3 separate regions of the Homo sapiens genome follow, and regions 1 and 2 are each linked to region 3. Evidence: chromatin loops called from intact Hi-C (ENCODE). Cell type or tissue: OCI-LY7. All regions are shown on one strand. Links, peaks and the distances in the headings refer to the core of each region. The heading gives the core; the rest is flanking DNA.

Evidence for each region. A loop is a pair of places that touch in the nucleus more often than their neighbours do. Peaks named below come from ENCODE experiments on the same cell type or tissue, not always from the same donor. Only the 100,000 strongest peaks of a DNase experiment are listed, where the experiment ranks them.
Region 1: a loop joins it to region 3, with 7 times the contacts of the local background. A loop is called at or near these places in 89 of 110 quality-filtered maps.
Region 2: a loop joins it to region 3, with 12 times the contacts of the local background. A loop is called at or near these places in 92 of 110 quality-filtered maps.

Annotation. Positions count from the first base shown.
Region 1 is chr1:230,912,527-230,920,462 of GRCh38, forward strand. TTC13 (tetratricopeptide repeat domain 13) reads right to left here. Exons shown (of 23, transcript NM_024525.5): 18 at 3,667-3,776; 19 at 97-232. Among named protein-coding and RNA genes, the nearest start is that of C1orf198, 48 kb to the left of the region's middle. In OCI-LY7, for the core only: CTCF peaks have their summits at 4,898 (motif pointing right) and 5,104; a DNase peak (open chromatin) is centred at 4,905.
Region 2 is chr1:230,794,326-230,802,261 of GRCh38, forward strand. It overlaps CAPN9 (calpain 9), which reads left to right. Exons shown (of 20, transcript NM_006615.3): 18 at 838-954; 19 at 3,837-3,895; 20 at 7,245-7,664. The coding sequence ends at 7,271. It overlaps CAPN9-AS1 (CAPN9 antisense RNA 1), which reads right to left and starts at 886. Exons shown (of 2, transcript XR_001738518.2): 1 at 788-886. LOC124904546 (a long non-coding RNA gene) reads right to left here. Exons shown (of 2, transcript XR_007066937.1): 2 at 7,058-7,410. In OCI-LY7, for the core only: CTCF peaks have their summits at 3,782 and 3,981; no DNase peak of the experiment used is centred there.
Region 3 is chr1:231,208,416-231,216,351 of GRCh38, forward strand. TRIM67 (tripartite motif containing 67) reads left to right here. Exons shown (of 10, transcript NM_001004342.5): 8 at 532-835; 9 at 5,400-5,562; 10 at 6,960-7,936. The coding sequence ends at 7,025. Among named protein-coding and RNA genes, the nearest start is that of TRIM67-AS1, 25 kb to the left of the region's middle. RefSeq lists enhancers at 2,921-3,330, 3,451-3,510, 6,546-7,047, 6,961-7,070. In OCI-LY7, for the core only: CTCF peaks have their summits at 3,085 (motif pointing left) and 3,286; a DNase peak (open chromatin) is centred at 3,156; H3K4me3 peaks cover 456 bases; H3K27ac peaks cover 347 bases.

The sequences.
Region 1 (7,936 bases), core at 1,972-6,971, 300 kb before region 3:
CATAAGATGTACAATCTCAGTGAAAGGGCAGAGGTTCAAAAAATTTACAAAAGAATCATAGGAAGAGCAGAAAAATGGAAACAAAGAGAAACCTACCCCAAATTCTGATGAAAGAATCAATACTTTTCCTTTTGCTGTCAAATCTTTATAAAGTGCATCTATTTCAGCATGATATAATTGTGTCCTTTCTTCCGTGGTTTGAGTTTCCACAGAAAATAATATATTGCCAACTCTGAAAATACAAAAATAAGTGTGAAAGGCATGTATTATAAGTTCAAACAGCCAAACACAGAAAGTTTTTTTTAAAAAGCAAATAGCATACTGACGTAGCACTAAACATATACAAGAATGTACCTTACCTTTCTAACTATAGACAAGCAAGGTAGGTTTCATGAGAATGCATTCTTTCTTCATAAAATGTGATAGTTGCCTCACCTTTAAGTGACCAGTAACTCATTTGCTCACAGTTAAGTCTAACTACATGTACTTATTACACAAACTTAAGCTAATATATGGGAAAACAATGACACATAGTAAAGAATGCATTTAAATAACCAGTAAATATTTTCTAAGCCACCCCATTAGGATTAAAGGTCAGAAGCAAGAACTGTGTGTAGGAAGAAAGTTCAGGGACTACACCATGGTTCTGTTTTTTATCAAAACAAAAAAAAAGTGGAGCTGAAGCTCCACTGAGGTTCTGTGGAGGATATAAGTTTGATACAACAGGCATTTTTTGTATAACGCCACTAGCAAAGTGTTGCATTTAGTCCTCGGAGCCTACAAAGAAAAGCTCAGCTGCTGCCTTGATTGAGGAAGGAAGGAAGAAACGGGGCCACAAATTATTATTATAAGAAATGGGATCTTGCTCTACCACCCAGGCTGGAGAGCATTGGCATGATCATAGCTCACTGCAGCCTCAAACTTTTGGGCTCAAGTGATCTTCCCGCCTCAGCCTCTTGAGTAGCTGGGACTACTGGTATGCACCTGTAGTTATTTTTAAAAATCTGTTGCAGAGGCAGGGTCTCACCATGTTGCCCAGCCTGGTCTCAAACTCCTGGCCTCAATCTTCCCATCTTGGCCTCCCAATATGCTGGTATGAGCCACCACTTCTGGCCAAGGGCCACAAATTATTATGAAACCATGACTCAGGTCATAATGTAGCTCATCAGAGGTTCAAAAAAGGAATCTAATTTGGACAACATAGAGAAAAGCAGGAAAGGTCTCATGGGAGAAGTGGCCTGAACATGGGTCGGGATGGGAGTGAGAGACCCAGACATTGGAAAGCAGGGGTGAACTGGGGAACAAGCATTCCAGTCGGACTAGCAGGCCAGGTTCCAACAGGGAGATGGTCCAGGTCAAGCAGGAAATGTCTGAGGCCACTTTGTGAGAGGCTGTGAATGCCTGGCAGGGAAGCTGGTTTGGGTAGCCACAGGCAATGGCTGGGTATGGAGAGGGGAGAGATTTGTGGAGCTAGGGGAACGTCCAGTGAGGTGGAGCTCTAGCAACATTGGTGAAGTGCTGGTGAAGCAGGAGACAGAAGATGGGATGCCAGGCAGAGTCGACTCGAGGGGTCAGGAGGCCCAGAGCAAGGGAGGCAACAAGTGAGGTGAAGCAGGAAATTGAGGAAAGATGTCACGTTTCAAGGGGAGAAATTTCATGTACAGTTGACCCTTGAACAACATGGGTTCGAACTGCATGGATCCACTTATACGAGGATTTTCTTCCACCTCTGCCACCCCTGAGACAGCAAGACCAACCCCTCCGTATCCTCCTCCTCAGCCTACTCAACGTGAAGATAGTAAGGATAAAGACCTTTATGAGGATCCACTTCCACTTAATACATAGTTAAGTATATTTTCCTTATTATTTTCTTTTTTTTTCTCTTTTTGAGATGGAGTTCACTCTGTCACCAGGCTGGAGTGCAGTGGCATGATCTCGGCTCACTGCAACCTCCCCGTCATGGGTTCAAGCGATTCTCCTGCCTCAGCCTCCAGAGTAGCTGGAATTACAGGTGCGCGCCACCAGGCCTGGCTAATTTTTGTATTTTTAGTAGAGATGGGATTTCACCATATTGGTCAGGCTGGTCTCGAACTCCTGACCTAGTGATCCGCCCGCCTTGGGCTCCCAAAGTGCTAGGATTACAGGCGTGAGCCACTGCGCCCGGCCGACTTTCTTAATAACATTTTCTTTTCCCTAGCCTACTTTACTGTAAGAATACAAAATATAATATATATAACATATAAAATATATGTTAATCAGCTGTTTATGTTTTTGGTAAGGCTTCTGGTCAACAGTAGGCTATTAAGTTTTGGGGTAGTCAAAGGTTATATGCAAATTTTTGCCTGCTGGGGTGGGAAGGTCAATCCACCTAACCCCTGAGTTATTCAAAGATCAACTGTACTTATATAGTAATTTCATTTCTGCTTAGGAATCTGATCTGAGGATACACATCGTGGATGTGTGAAAAGGTAGGAGAACACTTTTTATGTTAAATAGCACAACCTGCAATCAGGGGAGAATGATCTTTATTGGGAACGTACTTTGATAAGAAGCTTGAGGTAGAGATCAAGACTTCAAAGATATAGAAAAGCCCTGAAATCTGGAAGTTGCTGAACTGGTGTTTACTCATGAAGGCCTGTTTAAGTTTTGACATGGAACTTGAAGAGGTGGCTCCTTGTAGTTTAGAGGAAAAGTATGTGAGAAAGCCAGAGCCCAAGAGGCAGAGGGGCTGGAGAATGTGAGTCATAGTCTCACTGCTGAGCAGGTGGAAACCAGGGGGAGGGCATGGCACTTCCCAAGGCTATGCACCTGAATATGGGGTGTGTGTGTATGTGTGTGTGTGTGTGTGCACAGCTCAAGGCAATTCCACCCACAATTCAAGGAATATGGAGGCTGACAGACAAAGCTTGGATTTCAGATGTAAATAAAACTAGAGTTAATAAAAATGTTTACTGCAGTGCTATTTATAAAGCAAAACAATGAGAAATACCCTAAGTGGTCAATAACAAAAAGATCAGTCAGAGAAATTCTACATCTATACAATGGAATATTATGCAGTTACTAAAAATACTTTTAAGAATATGACTGGGGAAATGATTGTGATAATGTAATGGTAAGGGTAAATAGTAGAACAGTCTAACCTCAGTTTTTAAAGAAAATAACTTGATTTTTATTTTGTTAATTTTGCTTATCTGTATATTCTAAATTTTCTACAATAAGATTATACTACTCATTAATTATTAAAGCTGTTTTCTCTCTCTCTCTCTCTCTCTATATATATATAGATTGGCTTTTATACATATATATTTAAATCTACAATGGACTTCAATCCGCCAACTGCTCATCTTTTTTCATTTTATTAGTAAAAGCCTCCCTCGCCCCCCCAAGGAACTTCAAGAACCCAGAAGAATGTCTCCCACAAACTACATCATACATAGTATCTAGAAAGTCCTTAGATTTAGACAGTCAGAAAATGTATCTGCTGGTGTAATACTTTAGATGTCACATTTTTTTAAATAACTGGTTATAACTGCTCACTGGACCTTGATACTTTTCATTTCAGGATGGAGCAAAAGTTCAACACCACAAAACTCTATAGTGACAATAAGCACAGGCACCCTTCCTGCCTCGTCTCTAGTTTACACCCACATTAAGAAGCGCACATACTTGTCTCCTGTAATCGTGATTGTGAATCCATCATATTCCTTCCCTTGGTCTTTAAGGCTGGGAACTTTTGTGTTCACGGTGAACCCATCCTTCGTTTTAGTATTAAACTGCTTTCAGGGAAAAAGAAAATTCACGTTACTAGTGTTTCATTCACTGTAAACCCCAACTGCAACTCTGTAGTGCTGGCTCTACCTTACATGTTTTTAAAAAGGGCCAAGGAGGTCATCTGATACAAGAGATGGTGGCCTGGTGGCCAAGGACATCTCTGCCTGTCTTCAGGCCCCAACAGAGCCCAGGTTACGCTCCCCACAGCTCCTACCAGAGGCCAGCAGAGAACCTCAGCACCAAAAGCTCACAGGTTCTCTTCGTCAACAAGGGGCACTGCTCACTTCTAAGAGCTCCCTTTGAATGTTTTCTCATGTCCATCTTAGTAGGCAGCAACCTTGAATCATGGCAGAATAGTTGTACCTAACATCCCGTAACTCAAAAATGCAACTTATGCTCATACTAGTGCTCAAAGCAGAGACTGATTTTTCTGAAGAGTACCCAGGATTATATCCACTAACTGGAGAACTTCATTCACACCCACACCCACACCCACCCAACTCTGTGAGCCACAGATAAGTCGGTTAAGTTAAAAGAATTACTCGGAGTTAAGAATGGCTTTCGGAGTGATAAATGTATGAACACAGTTTCAGACGTTAGCTTTCTGTTTAAAACATTTGGGACAAACCTGCAATGGCAATAAATAGGTTTCAGAAAATGACCCCCAAATTTAGTTAACTTAATATTGCCAATTTTTTTTTTTAATTGATGGACTGGAAGTTAAGAGAAGCAACAGTAAAGTACAAGAGGCTGCTGCTTCATGAGGGGAGAGCTTGTCTAGAAACAGAAAGATGCACCAGGTGTCACCAGCAGCCCAGAAGCCAGAGGATGAGTGGCACAGGTCATAAGGCCCACAGCAGGCACTGAGCAGGCAAGCATCTTTCACGCCAAAAAAAACGACTTTCAGGAGAAGAAATGCGTTAACACACTATGTGCCAATTCTCATCTAATCCTCACAACATACTGATAGCACTAGGTATGGTCTCAATCTTACAGATGAGAAACGAACTAGGTGAGGCAAAGTCTGGCTGAGTCCCAGCCAGCAGGGAAGCCGCAGAGTGGGAATGTGGGCCCAAGGTCTTGGTGAATTCCAGTCCGCGTTACTTGCTAATAAACCGCCTCTAGGGGGCGCTGACATACACGTTAACTTGGTTTTTCATCAACAGTACCATTGTGCCTTTCAGTGGAAGTTGACCTGGTACATTCCACTAAGCACTTTAAACACTCAAATATCTTGTTGTATATTCTGCTGTGTGTGCCTTGCAAAGTACCAATATATCCGTAATCCTGGGTAAAGGCTAGATGTATAATGCTGAAATGGAATGTCATCCCACCGCAGAGAACAAACATCTTACATCTTTCAGACAACAGTTGGTGATTTCACACCGAGAGGCACACTGAGGCTGGCGATGCCGCGTCTCAGGCTGCATGCTAAGTGACTACAGTCTTGTAGCCCACTCTGTTTTTCTTCTTAGACAAAGACATATAAAATATTAAAATCTCCCTAAACTGACGTTGTATTCTGCCTAATACCACAGGACATCTAAATGCCTAACTAGAATACCCACAGGAAGGCAGCTGAAGAGCCCTCACACACCAGTTTCCTTTCTATATGGTACATCTCAGGGCCTGTGGTGAAGCCATTCTGCCCCCTGGGGGGCGCTGGGGAAATTTATGGGAGACTGATTATTACAGGGATTGGACAGTTGGGAGCCAAGATTACTATATGTCCCACAGTACAGGGGATTGTCACACATAATGTATGATTTTCTAATGTCCCACTGGATTTTCATGTAGATGAAGAACATGTTTATCATTTAATCAATATGTGGGCCTGGAACCAGACTCTGTTTTGCACTTAAACGCTAACTATTTATTATATAGTTTTCATACATACTGAATTTGCCAGGAATGCAAATAGCATACACATTGAGTAAGGAGTCTACTATATATAGCTTGGAGCTTTACTAAGCTTGGTTTACCATTTCAGAAAACCACATCGCCAATGACAATGTAGCTCACCAAATAACACACAGATATGGGGCTACACTTATAACTGTCACATTCACCATGATTTTACATGCAGGTGTGAAGCACTGGCTACTGCTTTCCGGCTTCTAGAGAAGGCCTGCCCCAATTTCTGCATACTGAGATACACTGTGTGGACACTGTGTGGACTGAGATACTGAGATGACTTTGCGTGGACATTTTTTAGGAGGTGAGACATATTCTCTGTGAAGTTCATCTTAGTGCAATAAAGGAGTCAGTAAAGGGGGCATCTGAACATGTTTACTGAGTCAACGCAGTGGGTTTGAGAAGGTTGAGGGGCACTGTGTTAGTGCATCAGACCCTCACAATAAACTCCACGAGGTAGGTCTGGCCACAATATTTGGTCTTCAGCAGACCAAAAACCTGGAATAACTGTAAAATAGGCTCATCCACACCCACCCAGGCAGATGTGGGGCCTGGGTCAGATGCTCAGCTCTGTTCATGACATGCTACTTCCTTGCTATTCCTTAGAAATAGATACACTTTGCTTATTCATACAAATTTCCTAAATTTTACATGAATCAATCTCATCTACTATAGCTGCAAGGAAAACATTTACTGAAGTTGCACATTAGTGTTTAAACCACTAATTGGAAAAGCAATTCTAACTGCTGTTGGCATGTTTTGGGGCAGTTTTACTCCTAGATGGAGGAAAGGTTCACACAGTTATAATTCTTAATGGATTATACTTTAATCAAATAATTTCTGTCCCTTTTAGTGTCCTTCCCATTGAATTCAAATGTTTCCATTATTGATATTGCCACACATACTTTTCTTCTCATTAGCATTTGCCTGGTATACCTGGATCATACTATCATACTTTTGTATCTAGCTTTTTGTTTGTTTGTTTGTTTGTTTTTAGGAGATGGGGTCTCACTCATCACCCAGTGTAGGCAAGAGAGCAAGACCCTGTCTCAAAAAAAAAAAAAGAACAGAAATTTATTTTGGAGGCTGGGAAGTCTGAGATCAAGGTGCCAGCGTCTGATGTGAGCCTTCTGACTGCTGCCTCACATGACGGAAGCTGGAAGGGCAAGAGAGGCCACTCCCCAAAGCCCTTTTTATAACGGCATGAATCCATTCATGAGGGCTCTGCCATTAAACACTTCCTGTTAGGCTCCACCTCCCAACATATGTGCACTGAGGATTCCATTTCCAACACATTCATTTTGAGGGGAACACATTCAAACGATGGCATTTACTTCTCTAGTAATTAAAGAGTATAGGTTATTTTGCCTTTCTTTAAAGGGTAATGAGTTTTGACAGGTAGTCAAATCACTAGCAGATCCACTTAATCCTTTAGACTTAGTTTTATTCTTTGTTAGGGCAGTCTATTTAGAAATTGTTCTTAGTCCTAGGTTGTGGGCCTTACTGTAAAGTATGGTCTTACTTTTAAACTGTGTCCTTTCTGGGGTCTTAACTAAACGCCCAAGGTGTTCACAGGATCCATCCACATTGGCAAGGCCGAAACTCCAATGTCTCTCAGCACATACACCTCTGATACCTCTGCTCAGCTTTCGTTCCCACAGTAGCCACTCTCTGCTGAGCCTCTCATGGTCTTTTATTGCATGTTCATGACCAAGGTCTTAGTCAAGGATGAAAAGGAGTGCTCACATTAACCCCTGAGCACTCCCCAGCCTACATGGCCTCCTTCTCTCCTATACTCTGCTCTGCAAATTCCAGCCACTTTGGCAGAACCAAACTCCACTCTCTACCTCCTTAGCTTAGCAAGACCACTGTACTCTGCTTGGGCTCCACATTACCGTGCAGTGGTCTAATAAATACCACAGTAGAAAGCTGGGGTGACAGTGGGATTCACATTATTGTAATTAGCCAGTGCCTGAAAATAACTAACTTTTGTCCAGTTTTATAACTGCAATCATGTAGAAGGGCAGCTGAGTACCAGTTACTCAGCTGTGGCCAGAAGCAGAATTCAATTATATGTATTTTTAAGTTTTCTTTTTTCTATATTAACTGCTTCCTCACAAGTTGTTTTTTCTGTTTGAGTCTGATGCCTGTAGGTTCTTTTATTTTGGTTATTATTCAGAATGTGTTCATACGAGTGATTTCAAATAGCATTTAATAATTCTGAGTTCTTTTTAAAAAAGTGCTGTTGGTT
Region 2 (7,936 bases), core at 1,417-6,416, 410 kb before region 3:
ACAAAATTAACCAGTTGTGGTGGCAGGTGCCTGTAGTCCCAGCTACTCAGGAGGCTGCAGCAGAAGAATCACTTGAAATCAGAAGGCAGAAGTTGCACTGAGCCGAGATTGCACCACTGCACTCCAGCCTGGGCAACAAGAGTGAAACTCCATCTCAAAAAAAAAAATCTAAATATCAAATCCAGAAGGAAGTTCACTTTGTCTAAACTCCTCATTTGACAATGAGGAAACCAAAGCCCAGAGAACTGAACCCATATGCCACGGCTGGAGCAGTGCCAGGGCTCAGATCCAAGCCTCCTGGCTATAGCCTGTCATTCTTCCCCCATCGTGGATGTGTAGGAATGGGCCCTGGCAGAGTATCATTCTCCGTGGGCAGCAGCATCCCCTCCAAGAAACTTTCTAGGGCCACAGCTGGAAGTGACCTGAGACATAGAACGCGAGGGGAGGCTGGTGTAGGAATGAACTTGGGGCTCAGACACCACCCAGTGTTAAGTTCCCCCAAACAAAGCTTCCTGTAAAGTCAGCGAGACTCTATGGGTGATGTTAGCATCAAAATTAAGATCACAAACTCGCTAAACTCAGAAGCCATTAAACACAGAAAGCACGCCTGAGAGTCCCCCGCACACTCGCCCCTGCACCACAGATTCACACTCTCACGCTGCATTCACACCAAGGGCAGCAGTCCCACTGGGTCTGGGGACCCCAGCTTTGAGGAGTGAAACAGTGGCTTCCTCTTCTGAGCCCTCTCCTCAGCTGCCTGGGAGCTCCCTCAAAGGTGCAGACTCACCTCGGGGCTCGGATACAGCGAGTCCTGGGTCTCCTCCTTTGTCCCCACAGGCTTTCAGCTGAGCAGCCACCTCCTGCAGCTGATTGTGCTCAGGTATGCGGATGAGGAGCTCCAGCTGGACTTCGATGACTTCCTCAACTGCCTGGTCCGGCTGGAGAATGCGAGCCGTAAGTGTCCAGCGAGGCTGAGGGTGCACCTCGGGGTGGCATCTTCAGTCACCCTCCATGAGCGCATGAGAAACAGCCTGGTTAAAGTAATGGCAAAGATAGACCACAGAGAGCCATGGTCTGATGTGTGTGGACCCATGGGCCTGTGCGGTTAGCTAAGGAGCAGAATGTGCCAGCCTCCCCTGCAGCACGTTTCTTAGCATCGCCTTTCTTTATACATTCACAGTGCCTCTGTGGGAGGATGATGGGCTGGGGCAGGTTTGTGCCTTGTGTTTGAGGAAAGGTTCAATTGCAGGTCAAATCCCATCATAGCATATAGAAACAGGAGAGTCTCAGTCCCCCTTCCTCCCCCCTTCCCCGCCCTGTAAGCCCTAGACATTGACCCAGTTATCTCAAATAAGATTTGTTACACCACAAATAGAGAGGGATTATGTGCCCGTGCGCTTCAGTGTTTGCAGTTTATTGTCATAGCCATCCTGCCCCTCAAAGGTGGTTTTGAAGGTGAGGCTGAGTGAAGCATGTCCAGGGCCTGTAACTCAGTACTGGAGTGGCTATGAGGACATGCCCTGTGTGCAGGTGCCAAAGGACCCGTGCCCTCAAGGGTGCCTCGTGCTTGGTTTAATGTTCTGGCGTTTCCATCTTGAAAGTCTTCACAACTTAGGAGCAGGGGGCCCCGCATTTCCATTTTGTCCTGCTTGGTATTTTCTAATCTATGTTCCATAGGCCACTTCGAGGTATGAATACTTGATTAAAAAAAAAAAAAAGGCAGGGGGCTGGGCACAGTGGCTCACGCCTGTAATCCCAGCACTTTGGGAGGTTGAGGCAGTTGGATCGTGAGGTCAGGAGCTCGAGACCAGCTCATAGCGAAACTTTGTCTCTACTAAAAATACAAAAAATTAGTCAAATGTGGTGGTATGCACCTGTAATCCCAGCTACTCGGGAGGCTGAGGCAGGAGAACCCCTTGAACCTGGGAGGTGGAGGTTGCAGTGAGCTGAGGTTTGCCACTGCACTCCAGCCTGGGCAACAGTGGGAGACTCCATCTCAAAAATATAAATAAATAAATAAATAAATAAATAAATAAATAAATAAATAATAAAATTAAATTAAATTAAAATAAAAAGGTGAGGGCTGTGACCCTTGGTTATCAGCATGATAGCTCCCTCTGCTTCTTTGGTAATAGAACACTAATTACTTGCCTGAAGCACAGCCCCTCTAGACTCTAAGCTCCAGGAGAGCCGTAATTTCTGGACAATCAATGAGTATGTGTTGATTAAGGAATGATGAGAGAAAATCAGAGACAGACCAGCAGGCCCCAAAGGGTCTAGTATATCAAGCCAGGAAGCCGGCTTTCCCTAAGGGGTTACTGGTAGCTAGTGAGAGGTGCATTCTAGAAAGACCCCTCCTGAAACAGAATCCGTTATTAGACTTACAGGGTGGTCAGAGCTGACCCTAGAAATAATGAGATTTGCTAGTTTCTCTTCTCTCCATTGCTCTTTCCCTTTCTAAACCACCCAGGTGTAATCCTTCCCAGAACGGGGGGTGGGAGTGCCTCAGCTTTTCTTATAGTAGAGGAATATTAGGGTGAAGACCCTTTAGGCTTAACACCATCCACTCTGGCATCCTCACATTAGATTTGCCTGGAGAACTTTTAGAATTACCAAGGATGGAGCTTTGCTGCAGTATTATTTTAACTTTTTATTGTAAGAATGTCAACCCTCCAGTTAGATATAAAGAATCATAATAGGTTCCCATGCACTCCACATCAGCACTTCTCAAACTTCGCTGTACATTACAATCTCCAGGGGTGCCTAAAGAAATGCTGATGACCAGGCTGCACAGTTGACCAATTCTGTTAGAATCTCAGGGGTGGCACACAGCATTGGGAGTTACGCAAATTCGCCAGGTGTTTCCAGACCTTTACACCCAACCTCAACAATTACCATCTTGCTAACTTTTCCCTTGTGCTCCCGCAACACATACATTTTCCCCCTAAATAATTTAATAGCAGATCTCAGAAACTCTGTCCATTCATCTGAGTATCTCCAGCTGATAGACTTGTTTTTAGCATCATCTTCATACCATTTGCACACCTAACGAAATTCTCAGCAAACCCTCAACATTCTCTAGTGCCCGGTTCATGCCCAAGTCTTCCAGGCCACCTTTTTACAGTTGCTTGGTTGACTCAGGATCCACACAAGACCCAGTCACCATGTTTGGTTGTTGGGTCTCTTCCATTTCTTGTGTCCAGTGATGGTCCCCCACCCCGCTTTGGGTTGTATTATTAAAGCTACCCGAGAGATTCTCAAGTGAAGCCAGGGCTGATTGGCTCGACCTCGTCTTCTGAAGGTGAGGAGGCTGAGGCCCCAAGAGGGCAGTGACTTGCTCAGGTGCACTCAGGTCACTACACCATGCGGTAGACCCAGCCCCCAGCTCAGTGCTGGCACGCTCTCCTGTGCCACTCTGTCCTCTGACAGCACCCACGGCACCTTCCTACAAGGGCGAGACTAACAACTTTCAGATTCATGCAAAACTTTACGTGCGTGTGCTTTTTTTCTGGGGCCTATGGATTTCAAGGGCCCTGTACCCCCCAGAAGGTTAAGATAGGGGCGTTGCTTTGGCTCCAGGAGCTGCTGGCCGGCTGACTGGCTTAGGTGACCACTGGCTTGCTACAGGACTGGATGCCTCCATCCGTTCAGAGAAGTTCACCTTCAGCCCGCCCTTGATGAGAGTCCCATCGCCGCCCTTGATGAAAGTCCTTGTTTACCACCAGATGGAGCAGCTTCCCCACAGGCTCCACTGGAAGGCCCTTTGGTCGCTGGGAAACAAACTTGGTAAAGGAATTGTCTTTAAAAGGATGCCTTTCCCCCTTCTCTCCTATCAGGGGTGTTCCAGGCTCTCAGTACAAAGAACAAGGAGTTCATTCATCTCAATATAAATGAGGTATGGCCAATCCAGACCCTCTGCTCAGGGACCCAGCTGGGGCCCAGCAGAGTCCACGCTGCATAGATGTTTGCCGAATGCTTGATTTCATGCAAGGGCTGACATCTAGCTGTGGGAGTGATTATAACAAAATAGCTAATATTTTTGAGATACTATTTATCAAGTAATCAATTAAGCCATTACAATAATTCTGTGAGCTAAGTACCAATAGTATCCCCATTTTGCAGGGTGGAAACTGAGGCATAGAGAGATTAATCACCTTGACTTGAGTGAGTGAGCAGACTCTGCCTTCTTGTCCTTCTCTTCCTTCTGTCATTTGGGTAACTTAGCCTGCCTGCCTTCCAGCTGCCAGTTTGCTCACTCTCCCTTGCTCATGTTGTCCCGTGGTTCCCATGACACTCCCCCAGACTCCAATAAGTACAAAACTGGCCAGTTACCGGGGCCATTGTAGCAATGACGGGGGTGGGAGACCATGGGTCTGAGTGTCAGAGGTATGGGAGAAGGATTCCAGGGGGTTTCAATCACCCTCTCCCCAGAGGATCCCAGTGGACCCATCTGCTCACAGGGAGGTCCATGGGCCAGCAGCAGCATAGGCATCACTTAGGAGAGAGCGTTGGAAATGCAGAGTGCCAGGCCCTGCCCCAGACCTGCTGAATGGAAGTCGTCTTTCACAGGACCCCACTGATTCCTGTGCACATGAAGCTTGGGAACGCTCTTGAGACATTCTCCTGCCCAAAGGCAGAGGGGAAACTGTGGAGCAGTTTCCTTCAATGGTTCTGTAATTTTTATCTCCCTTTTCCTTCTTTCCCTCCCTGTATCTTTCTTTCCAGGTCTGCTTTCTCTTCTACCTAACAACTCTGAAGCCAGGCAGCCTGTGGCTCCTCCCCAGTCTCTGGAGTTTCTCCTCTCCACCAATTTCCATACTCACAGTCACAGCCAGCTCATTTCCAAATTCATTAGTAACTTTGGGTTTGGATAACATTTAATTGAATATTTCAAGATGAAGAGGTTGATGACAGTATGTGTTTTAGAGGATTGTACCTCCTCCCCTCTTTTGTGCTCTGATTTCGATTAAGCAGGCTGCTCGGTGCCTCAGTTTAACCATTTACAGAAAGAGACATAGGCCTTAATATTACACCCAAAGCTTTGCTTTATAATAATATCATATAATTTGGCAATTATGTTGACTCACCACTAATTTTCTCAAGTGTGTATCTCAGATCCCTGGACGCATTATTATTTCATTGAGCCAATTACGTATTATTACGGTGAGCCAAATGGGGATACTATTGGTACTTAGCTCACAGAATTATTGTAATGGCTTAATTGATTACTTCATAAATAGTATCTCAAAAATATTAGCTATTTTGTTATAATCACTCCCACAGAAACTAGGCATTTTTCTTCTCTAGTTTTGTCTTTCAACTTCAGCATGTAGGACACATGTAATAACTATACCTCCTTTGATCAATCCAAGATTCCAAAGAAAGATGTGCACACACAAATTATTCTTTTATGAAAATAAGAGGAAGCTGGGCATGGTGGTGTGCACCTGCAGTCCCAGCTATTTGGGAGGCCTAGGCGGGAGGATTGCTTGAGGCCAGGGGTTTGAGCATGCAGTGAGCTATGATCTCGCCACTGCACTCCAGCCTGGAAGAGAGTGATAGCAAGACCCTGTCTCTTAAAAAAGAAAGGAATTTGTAATCCCAGCACTCTGGGAGGCTGAGGCGGGTGAATCACGAGGTCAGGAGATCGAGACCATCCTGGCTAACACGGTGAAACCCCATCTCTACTAAAAATACAAAAAATTAGCCTGGCATGGTGGCGGGCGCCTGTAGTCCCAGCTACTCGGGAGGCTGAGGCAGGAGAATGGCATGAACCCGGGAGGTGGAGCTTACAGTGAGCCAAGATTGTGCCACTGCACTCCAGCCTGGGCGACAGAGTGAGACTCCATCAAAAGAAAGAAGGAAAGAAGGAAAAGAAAGAAAAGAAAGAAAAATAAGAAAGAAAGAAGAAAGAAAGAAAGAAAGAAAGAAAGAAAGAAAGAAAGAAAGAAAGAAAGAAAGAAAGAAAGAAAGAAAGAAAGGAAAAACAAGAGAGACCCCTAGGTCCACCTTTATTTATCATTTACTTTAAGGTAAATGATAAGTAATGTCACTAAAAAACATGAGGAAGTGTGATGGCTGCCCCTGGTCCATGGTGGAAGGAGACAGTGGGAAGGTTTGTTACTCAGCGGCCCCCTGGCTAGTCAAAGGCTCCAGAGCACCAGCAGTGTGGAGGAAGTATTCCAGTGCTGCAGCTTCAAGGTAGAAGTGTGGACACCTCTAACGCAAGTGTCCACAGGTGTAGGGGCTGGAATAGGCTCCTGCCCTGCCCCATATCATCACCCTGCAGTACAACAGTGAAAACCATTGCATTCTCTCCCTCTAAACCTACCATCTTTACATCTGGCTGCATGTTAGCATCACCTGGGGAGATTTAAAAATCCTGATACCCCAGCCACTCCCTAGATCAATTAAATCTGAATCTCTGGAGGTGAGGCCCAAGCATTGTTTTTCTTTAATCCCCTTGGTGAGTCCAGTGTGCAGCCAGGTCTGAAGTATCCATGTTTTAAAGTCCCTCTCCTTTTCCCCTGACCCATCCTAGGAAGCAACAGGAGATTTTCCTGGCTGAGTTGGCCTCACCTGCAATCACTTTCCTAAAAAGGCCTGTGCACCTTTCATTACAGTAGCTCTCATACTATATACACTGTGCCCAGGAAGGAGGACAGAGAAGGGAGAAAAAAACCATCTCATATAATCACGTTGCCCCAAGTCACCATGCTGTAATAAACAAGCTGTTGGGAAGGAGGAGGCAGGGTGGACTCGGGAGAGAAAATGAGGAGGAATTCCATGCTACTTCTCCTTCAGCTCACTTGTAACACCCCCCAGCTATGGAACCTGCTTCCACTTCCTGCAGCCCCTCCAGGGTGGAGGGCCACCTCTCTCCCAAAGGTGAGAGGACCCCTCATCAACAAGGAAAAGTCACTTAATACTGCCCTGCCCAAGATGCTTCAGCGAGGCTGTCCTCTTAACAGGGAGAAAGCACATTTTCCCGTCTCTGTCTTACCAACTGTGCTTGATATGAGCTCACTTGGAAAGGACTCAGGTCCTCCAGAAAATGTCAAGTGCTGAGAATTCATTTATTTTCTTTAAATGGTTTCCTGCTGAGACAGACATCCAAGTTGGCAGGCAAAATGATCAAATAGCAGATCTCCTGTGATATCAGCAAACTGGGGCCACTCCTGAGGCTGAGGCTGGAAGGGACATGGAAGGACAACGACCCCTCATCTCTCTCTCTCTCTTCCCAGTTCATCCATTTGACAATGAACATCTGAGGCTGCCTTGTAGAGATGCAGCCTGCCCAGCTGAATCTTGGCTTCTGGACCTTGACCTTCAGAACTTCTCTTGGTGTGGAACCATTACGCCCAGGGTTCACTCCCCTCTCATCGTCCGGCCTTCTCCCTTCATCTTGATCTGGGAAGAATGAAATGAACTCAGCTACACTCTCTGATTTTGTGCTACTCCTTTGTAAAGTCACTGCCTTAAGGGGGCTGATGGCGCCACCTGTGCCTTACATCCAGGTTCAGGCATCACTAGCTTTCCCACACTCTACTTTCCTTATTTCCTTCCATTAAGAATTACTCAGAGTTCTAACGCACAGAATCCTGACTTCCATGTAGCTCCAGTCATTGTGATCAGACATCCTTTATAAAACATGTTTTTATAAATGTGTATGTGGAATAAGATGAGGAGGAAAAGGAGTGAGGTCATAATTTAGCATTTCTGCATCATAAGTGTGCTTCCTTATCAGGGAAGACATCAGGTAGTTCCGATAATTGGACAAGAGTGGATCTCCGATAAGAGTGGATCAAGGTGACAATCTCTACCTCCTCCTACGAGAGGTGGTAACTAAAACAGTCACTATCCAGTCCAGACATTCTTTGTGTCTGAAGACTTTGGGTCAGAAAAGCTGAATGATATTATTTCTTCTCAAGGAGTC
Region 3 (7,936 bases), core at 1,197-6,196:
CTCCCGCCTCGGCCTCCCAAAGTGCTGGGATTACAGGTGTGAACCACCATGCCCGGCCACGAATTTTTGTATTTTTAGTAGAGACGGAGTTTAACCATGCTGGCCAGGCTGGTCTCAAACCGCTGACCTGAGGTGATCCACCCACCTCGGCTTCCCAAAGTGCTGGGATTACAGGCGTGGACCACTGCTCCCAGGCTATTTCCTCCTGTATTTCTAACTGTGAGCATTTGGAAGGGTTTTAGAAACCAAGACCAGAAAATGCATCTAGATTTGAGGTTTTGAGGCCTGAAAATCCTTGGCAAGGCCAGGCTCGTAGGGCTGGCAACTTGGATGAACACAGAGCAGGGAGTGTGTGCATGTGTGTACGTTTGTGTGTGTGTGCACGTGTGTGGTAATCATACAGGAAAGACCCTTCACTTCTGGGTGCCGACTTTCTAACAGAAGCGAATGTGTTTGTGTCTCTGAGCCGGTTAGAAACTACTAGCAAATTCCATCCCCTGACCCTGCTCCTCTCACCTCCTCCCTTTTTAGTGGCCTGGTTCACATTTGACCCCAACTCTGGGCATCGGGACATCATTTTATCCAATGACAACCAGACAGCCACCTGCAGCAGCTATGACGACCGGGTGGTGCTGGGCACAGCTGCGTTCTCCAAGGGCGTGCACTACTGGGAGCTGCACGTGGACCGGTACGACAACCACCCAGACCCCGCCTTCGGGGTGGCCAGGGCCAGCGTGGTCAAGGACATGATGCTGGGCAAGGATGACAAGGCCTGGGCCATGTATGTGGACAACAACCGCAGCTGGTTCATGCACTGCAACTCCCACACCAACAGGTGCGATTGGGCCCCATCCTGCCTCCCGTGGACACAGGTTGTTTGGGAATGAGGGTCCTGAAGACCAGTGTCCCTTCTGCTGTCCCCAAAGCCAGGAGGAATTGAGAGGAGGTATTTTCAGCCACTTTGGTCTCCATTTTCTAGGAGGCCTTCACTCTGCCCATATAGAACTGGCCTGCAGCCCAGATGAGGGTATGTTATGGTGACTCTCACAGCACCCGCACAGATGGGTCTCCCAAGTTACCCAGCGGGCCACACGGTGGTCCTCTGCTGGGATATGGAGCTCGTAGTTTTCTTTCTGGTACGGCTTCACTTTCCTTTTCAACTGTCAACCCAAGCTTGGGTTGCTGCAGGGTGTTAATGGGCACCACTGGGGCTGGTGTCCTCACAGCTGTGACCAGGTCATTGCCACTAACTTGCCTGCAGTGATCCTGGCCACTGCCCTGGTCTCATGTGGGCTTGAGCCTCGGCAGGGCCGGGCCCTTGACAGGGCAGTAGCAGAGGGCATGGCTGGGGTGCTCACTACTAACGAGCCTGCCAAGGGTGCCCACAGCTGTGGCTTTGCCCTGAGACTGGCCCTGGGAGTAGGGTCACCAGCATGGACACAGGAGACTCAGGTCCTGGCCTGTGAAACTACTGGGACCTCTGTTAGGAGGGCAGATGGGGATGGGTCCTCCAGGGCTGCCCCTGAGGCCTGGGCTTCTCTAGGGTGCCTTGGTCTCTCTCCTCAGACACAAAGAAGGCAGTGCCCCCCCAACACCCCTGCACCATAGCTCTGTACTCTTTCTCCTCTCCCAGGGATTTTGTGCTCACACCTGGCCAGCATGTGGGGATGGACGTGGGGGTGAAGAATCCCCAAGGCCAGAAATGGAGAGTTGCAAGTTGCAGCCACCTGAAGCCACCTCCTTGCTATGGAGCCTTGCTCCTGGTCTGCTAAGGGCCATCTCCCCAGCAGGAAGGGGTGAGGAACTTCAAGAGCTGACCTTGACTTCGCTGGGCCCCAGCCCCAGGCAAAATTGACCCGGAGGCTCTCAGTGCTCTGGGCCCACCTGCAGCTCCTATAACAGCCCCTGGGGCACCTTCCCGCAGAGGAAGGACCAGCTTCTTCTTTCTCAGGGAAGCCACGTCTAATCTGGGCCAGGGACTTGCCTGAGGGCCCTCAGGACCCCATCTGCTTGCCTCTTTGCTTGTAGGCAGGGCCCCTTCTCTCCTGAGTCCTGGGGAAGAGGCGGGCAGCTCTGTGCCTCTGCCCGGACACTGCAGGCTGGCCACTCTCCCTCCCACCCACAGAGGGGCCAAGTCCAGGCCCATCAGCTCCGTCTCTGCTTGCTTAAACCAAACTGGCACCCAGATACCCTGTTTGCTGGCAGGAGTGATAACAAGAAGCATTTATCAAACCCTTACTTGTGCTCAATGCTGTAGGAAGCACTCGATGTATCTGAGCTCATTTAATCCTTGCAAAGGTACTATTATTGTTGCCATTTTACAGATTATAAAACTGGGGCTTAGGCTGGAATGGTGGCTTGCACCTGCAATCCCAGCACTTAAGGAGGCCGAGGCAGAAGGATTGCTTGAGCCCAGGTGTTTGAGACCAGCCTGGGCAACTTAGTGAGACCCTGTCTCTGTAAATAATAGTAATTTTAAAAATTAGCCAGGCATGGTGCTGTGTACCTGTAGTTTCAGCTACTTGGGAGGCCGAGGCAGGAGGATCGCTTGTGCCCAGGAGTTCAAGACCAGCCTGGGCAATATAGTGAGACCCTCCTCTCTACCAAAAAAAAAAAATATATATATATATATATATTTTGTTTGTTTGTTTAATATATATATTAAAAAGCCTGGGCTTAGGAAGGTCAGACAACGGCTCGGGTCACGCGGCTAGTTGATACTGTCAGGGTTGAGCCCAGGACCCCAGCCTTGGTTTGTGTGGTGCAGACTCCCCAGCTCTCCTGGCCATTGGCCACCACACCCCTCCCAAGGGCTGCGGAGCACTTCTTGGGCCTTTGCTGTCTTTGACAGCCCCTTGGTGCCACCTCAGTAAGAAAAGCAGAAGGGAAGTGAGGCCATGAGAAGGTAGAGAGAACCTGCCCCTGTCTGCATGTCCTCCCACCCTCGGATGTGGATCGGGTAGGGTAAGCGCTATCTGGGAGGAAGCCGAGGCAGCCGGGAAGTTGGACCCCAGAGCTGACTGGGGGCCTGAGGCTTTGCTTAGGTTGGACTCATTCCTGCACCTCCCATGGGTCACTACCGCCACCCGGTGGTCGGTGTCCAAATAGCATCAACAGTGCGGTTTTAGTTTCCTTCTCCCACCTGCCGGATCCCGCCCCGGGCACCCTCGGGGGAAACCCTGCCTTCTCCGGAAACACCTGTCTGGGCCGCCCACCAAGTCCTCCTCGGGACTTCCTGTCGTGAATCCTCGCTGCTCACCTTCCCTCTGCCCTACCAGCAGCGTCCAGCAGATCAACTCATTATCAATCTGGAAGGACAAACATGGTTTTCTTAGCAGAGTGGCGCTGCTAAGGTTAAGGCTAAGACCTCAGCCCTGAGCGGGCGCGGTGGCTCAAGCCTGTGGTCTCAGCTACTCAGGAGGCTGAGGCAGGAGGATCCCTTGAGCCCAGGAGTCCAAGACCAGCATGGGCAACATAGTGAGGCCCTCGTCTCTATAAAATAATTTAAAAATTAGCCGGGCATGGTGTGTGCCTGTAGTCCTGTTGTACCTAGGCGAGTTAAGGAAACGCTACACTTTGAGACGAATTAAGAGTCCTTTATTAAGCCGGTGGCCAAAGAGACAGCTAATGCTCAAAATTCTCTCGGCCACGAGTAACGAGCTCGATTAACTTTTATACTTAGGTTTAGGAAGGGGAGGGGGACTCAAATGTAATAATTCTACAGAAGTAAAAACATGCAAGAATCAAAAGAAGCAAAATAGTTACAGAGAGATAAACAACTTGAAAGACAAATAGTTACAAGAAGAGCAACGGTACCAGGTGCAAGGTTCTAAATCTTTCATTATAATTAGATATAAGGTCTATGCCGGACACGAACTCAAGGTTTTATGTTGTTATCTCTTAGAGAAAAATCCTAAGAACTTCATACATTGTTGGTGTTAGTACCTTATCAGTTAATTGGGCTCTTTTGAAATGCTGAGGATCTGTTTACCCAGGCCAACTCCTTACGGAAGGGGGTTAGGTGAGGAGCCTTTAGTGTCTTGTAAATTAAAAGGTCAATTGGAGTTTGTCCAGCCTTCCCAGCTAGAGAGAGTCTTATTTACATGAGAAGCAAGGCTAGGTGATTAAAGAGACAAGCAGGACAAAATTCAAAGTAACAAGTTAGAGTAAAAAGGTTAGGCGTTTCAGTCCCAGCTATTCGGGAGGCTGAGGTGGGAGGATCCGTTGAGCCCAGGGGTTCCAGGCAACGGTGAGCCATGATTGCACCACTGCCTGGGCCACAGGGAGAAACAGCCACTCTAAAACAAAAAACCACCTCAAGGAAGGGAAGGAGAGTCTGCAGGATTCGGCCCATGGGAGAAGATGTGGTCAGCCAAGCCCCCCCTTGGGAGCATGTTCCTTACTTTTATTATAGATTCACTTCCACCGAGTGGATGTGAATTCTTACCACCTACAAAGTACGACGTTGCCAACACTGATCAAGAGCACAATGGACATTCTCAACGTTCCGCTATTGGTCACCTGAGGGATAATGACTGCGACAGAGGACTTGATTTCAACTTCAGCACCCTTCTGCCTGCCATACGCTGCTTTTTGAGGGACCCTAGGATGTTTCTGGGAAGATGAGCCAATGTTGAGTAGGGGCCTTTCAAAATTTCCTGAAGGCCTGGATGTCCACATCTTCATCGACCTCAGCATCCTCACTTGCCTAAAACAGAAAAGGGCGCCAAGTCAGTTATTTTCTTTGGCAGGAAAAGGTGCCTTTCTTACCCATTCTCCATGCTCCACAGTTTCAAATGGGACCTTCTCATCAAAACCCGAATTTTCTAGTGCGCAGATCCCAGATGCTGTCAGAAAGAGGGGGTTGAACAGCCTGGAGGTGTTCCTCTAGGGGAGTCTTCATCATGGCCTGTTAACAAGGTGTGTCCACTGTGAGAGAAGGCTCATGTGCCCAGGAGAGCACCTCACCACCACCTTGGGGACTATGTTTAAGTGAGGTTGTTCCCAGCATCCTATATATAATTTTCTTGGCCGGGTACAGTGGCTCATGCCTTTAATCCCAGCACTTTGGAAGTCCAAAATGGGAAGATCGCTTGAGCCTAGGAGTTCAAGACCAGCCTGGGTAACATAGTGAGACTCCTATCTCTACAAAAAACACAAACAAAATTAGCTGGGTCTCATGTCATGCGCCTGTAGTCCCAGCTACTCGGGAGGCTGAGGTGGGAGGATCTCCTGAGCCTGGGAGGGCGAGGCTGTTGTGCACCGAGATGGCGTCACTGCACTCCAGCCTGGGTGACAGAGTGAGACCGTGTCTCTAAATAAGTAAATAATTCTCCTGAGTTATCACCTACATCCCAGGCTGGGTGTGGTGATGGTCTTCCTGGGGACTCTCTTCCCAGGACGGAAGGTGGCGTGTGCAAGGGGGCCACCGTGGGCGTGCTGCTGGACCTGAATAAGCACACTCTCACCTTCTTCATCAACGGGCAGCAGCAGGGCCCCACAGCCTTCAGCCACGTGGACGGGGTCTTCATGCCAGCCCTCAGCCTCAACCGCAACGTGCAGGTACACACCTCCCCAGGGCCGGACCTGGTCTGGCTGCTCCCAACTGTTTGCCACAGGTCTCTGCAGTGCCCTTGGGCAGAGTGGGCCATAAAGAAGCTGACCACAGAGCCTTCCCAGACAGAGCTTATCAACTGGCCTGCCTTGGACATTTCCTGGAGGCGTTCCGTTCTAACCTGTTCACTTGGGACACCCAGGGGCCCTAAGGTGGCAGCTTCTGGAGACGCAGACCTCAGGACTGAGCTCAGTCCCTGGGGAGTGCTGGTAGCTCAGGAGGCCTGAAACAGAGAGAGACAAGAATGAGAGCCCAGGAGGGTGTGAGGAAGGGAGAAACACGGAGGTGCCATCCTTCGTCTTAGTAGAGTCCTCCTCCCCTTGGGATGGGGAGTTGGAGTGTGGGGAGCAAGGTCCTGTTTTGTGGCCCTGAATATTGAGGAGTCTACATCAATCACTGATTGATCGATTCGATCCTCTACTCATTTGCAAAAGGGATTTGTGGCAACCTAAAAGATAGGCTTATGGCCGGGCGCGGTGGCTTACGCCTGTAATCCCAGCACTTTGGGAGGCCAAGGCAGGCGGATCACGAGGTCAGGAGATCGAGACCATCCTGGCTAACACGGTGAAACCCTGTCTCTACTAAAAATACAAAAAAAAAATAGCTGGGCATGGTAGCGGGTGCCTGTAGTCCCAGCTACTCAGGAGGCTGAGGTAGGAGAATGGCATGAACCCGGGAGGCGGAGCTTCCAGTGAGCCGAGATCGCACCACTGCACTCCAGCCTGGGTGATAGAGCGAGACTTCATCTCAAAAAAAAAAAAAAAAAAAAAAAAGATAGGCTTAGGCTTGGCCTGACATGGTGGCTCACGCCTGTAACTCCAGTACTTTGGGAGGCCATGGCAGGAGAATCGCTTGAGCCCAGAAGTTTGAGACCAGCCTGGGGAATGAACAAGACACCATCTCTACCAATGAACAGATAAGCTTTTTTTAATCCAAAAAATAAGAGGTTGGCTATAATTCCTCACAGTTAATAGAATGGGTTTAATAGGAAAGGAAAGAAGGTCATGGCTAGAAAGTAGACACAAATATGTAACCACGGGAGCCAGTGCGTGAGAGCCGTGCTCCTGTGATGGCGTCTACTTTGCCCAGCTGTGGCAGCTCTGGCAAAATGAGGAACCAGTCAGCTGGGTGATTCTTATTATGAGGAAAGAGGTGCAAACCAACATAGCCTTTAATTAGGAATACTGGGGGACGTAATATTCAACAGTCCACAGCAGCCCTGAGCTATTGCATGGATGGCCCTGGAGCCAGCAGGGGATCCTGCCGGTGTCTGCGGTGCTGTCAGAGCCCTCAGGGTCCCTGCGGCAGCCTCTCCCACCCTCACTTGCCCTGTCTTCTTTTCCAGGTCACCCTGCACACAGGATTGGAAGTGCCGACTAACCTGGGGCGGCCAAAGCTGTCAGGCAATTAGCCCCGCTCCAGCTCGGCACTGTGCCTGTGACAGTGACATTCACAGGCAAAACGCCCACCATTCTCACTAAGCTCAAATAACCCACAAAAGCAGGATATGCAAATCATGGGTGCAACCTGGCAGCGTGGAGTGTCATAGAAACACATTTTCTTGGGGACGCAGGGAATGGGTCCACGGGCCATGCTCACAGCTGCCACTGTCAGTGGCAAAGGAAGGTACGTGTGTCACCCTTATTCCACCCAGACATTACGAACACTCCCCAAGAAGGACCTTTCTCAAGGGAGTCAGCATTCGGGCTTCATGTCTATGTTTCCTGCCATCTGTTTTCAAAGCTTGTCTTTTTTTGGAGGGAGAGGAAGGTAGACTTTGAGACTGGCCTCCTGAGAGCGGCAGTCAGGAGCTGCGCTGTAATCCCACGCCCCGGGTGTTGGCCCTCCGTGGGGACCTTGCCTCCTCAGAGTCCCGAGATTGCAGATTCTCATCATGCTGAGAAAGTTATCTTTTAGCTTCTTGGTCCTAGAGTCTTTAGTAGCACCTGCCACTTGCAGACCCAATGCAGGATTGATAGAAAGGGACATTAATCATTCATGCTTGACTTTTGCCTCTCTCACTGAAGTGTTAGAACCTTTTAAAATGGCTTCCTTTATTAATCAGCCAATTGTGTTCTCTCTCTCTCTTCCTCCATCCTTCATTTCTTCTCCCTCCCTCCTTCTCTTTCTCTCTTCTTCTCTCTCTCCTTCCTTCCCTCCTTTGCTCTCTCTTTCTTCCTTTCCTCCTTCTCTCTTACTTTCCTCCATCCCTGCCTCTTTCTTCCCTCTTTCGCTCTCTTTCCCTCCCTCCTTCTCTCTCTCTCTCACACACACACAGGCATGACAGTCTCCTAAAATTAATTCACTCAGTTCTTAGTTCTT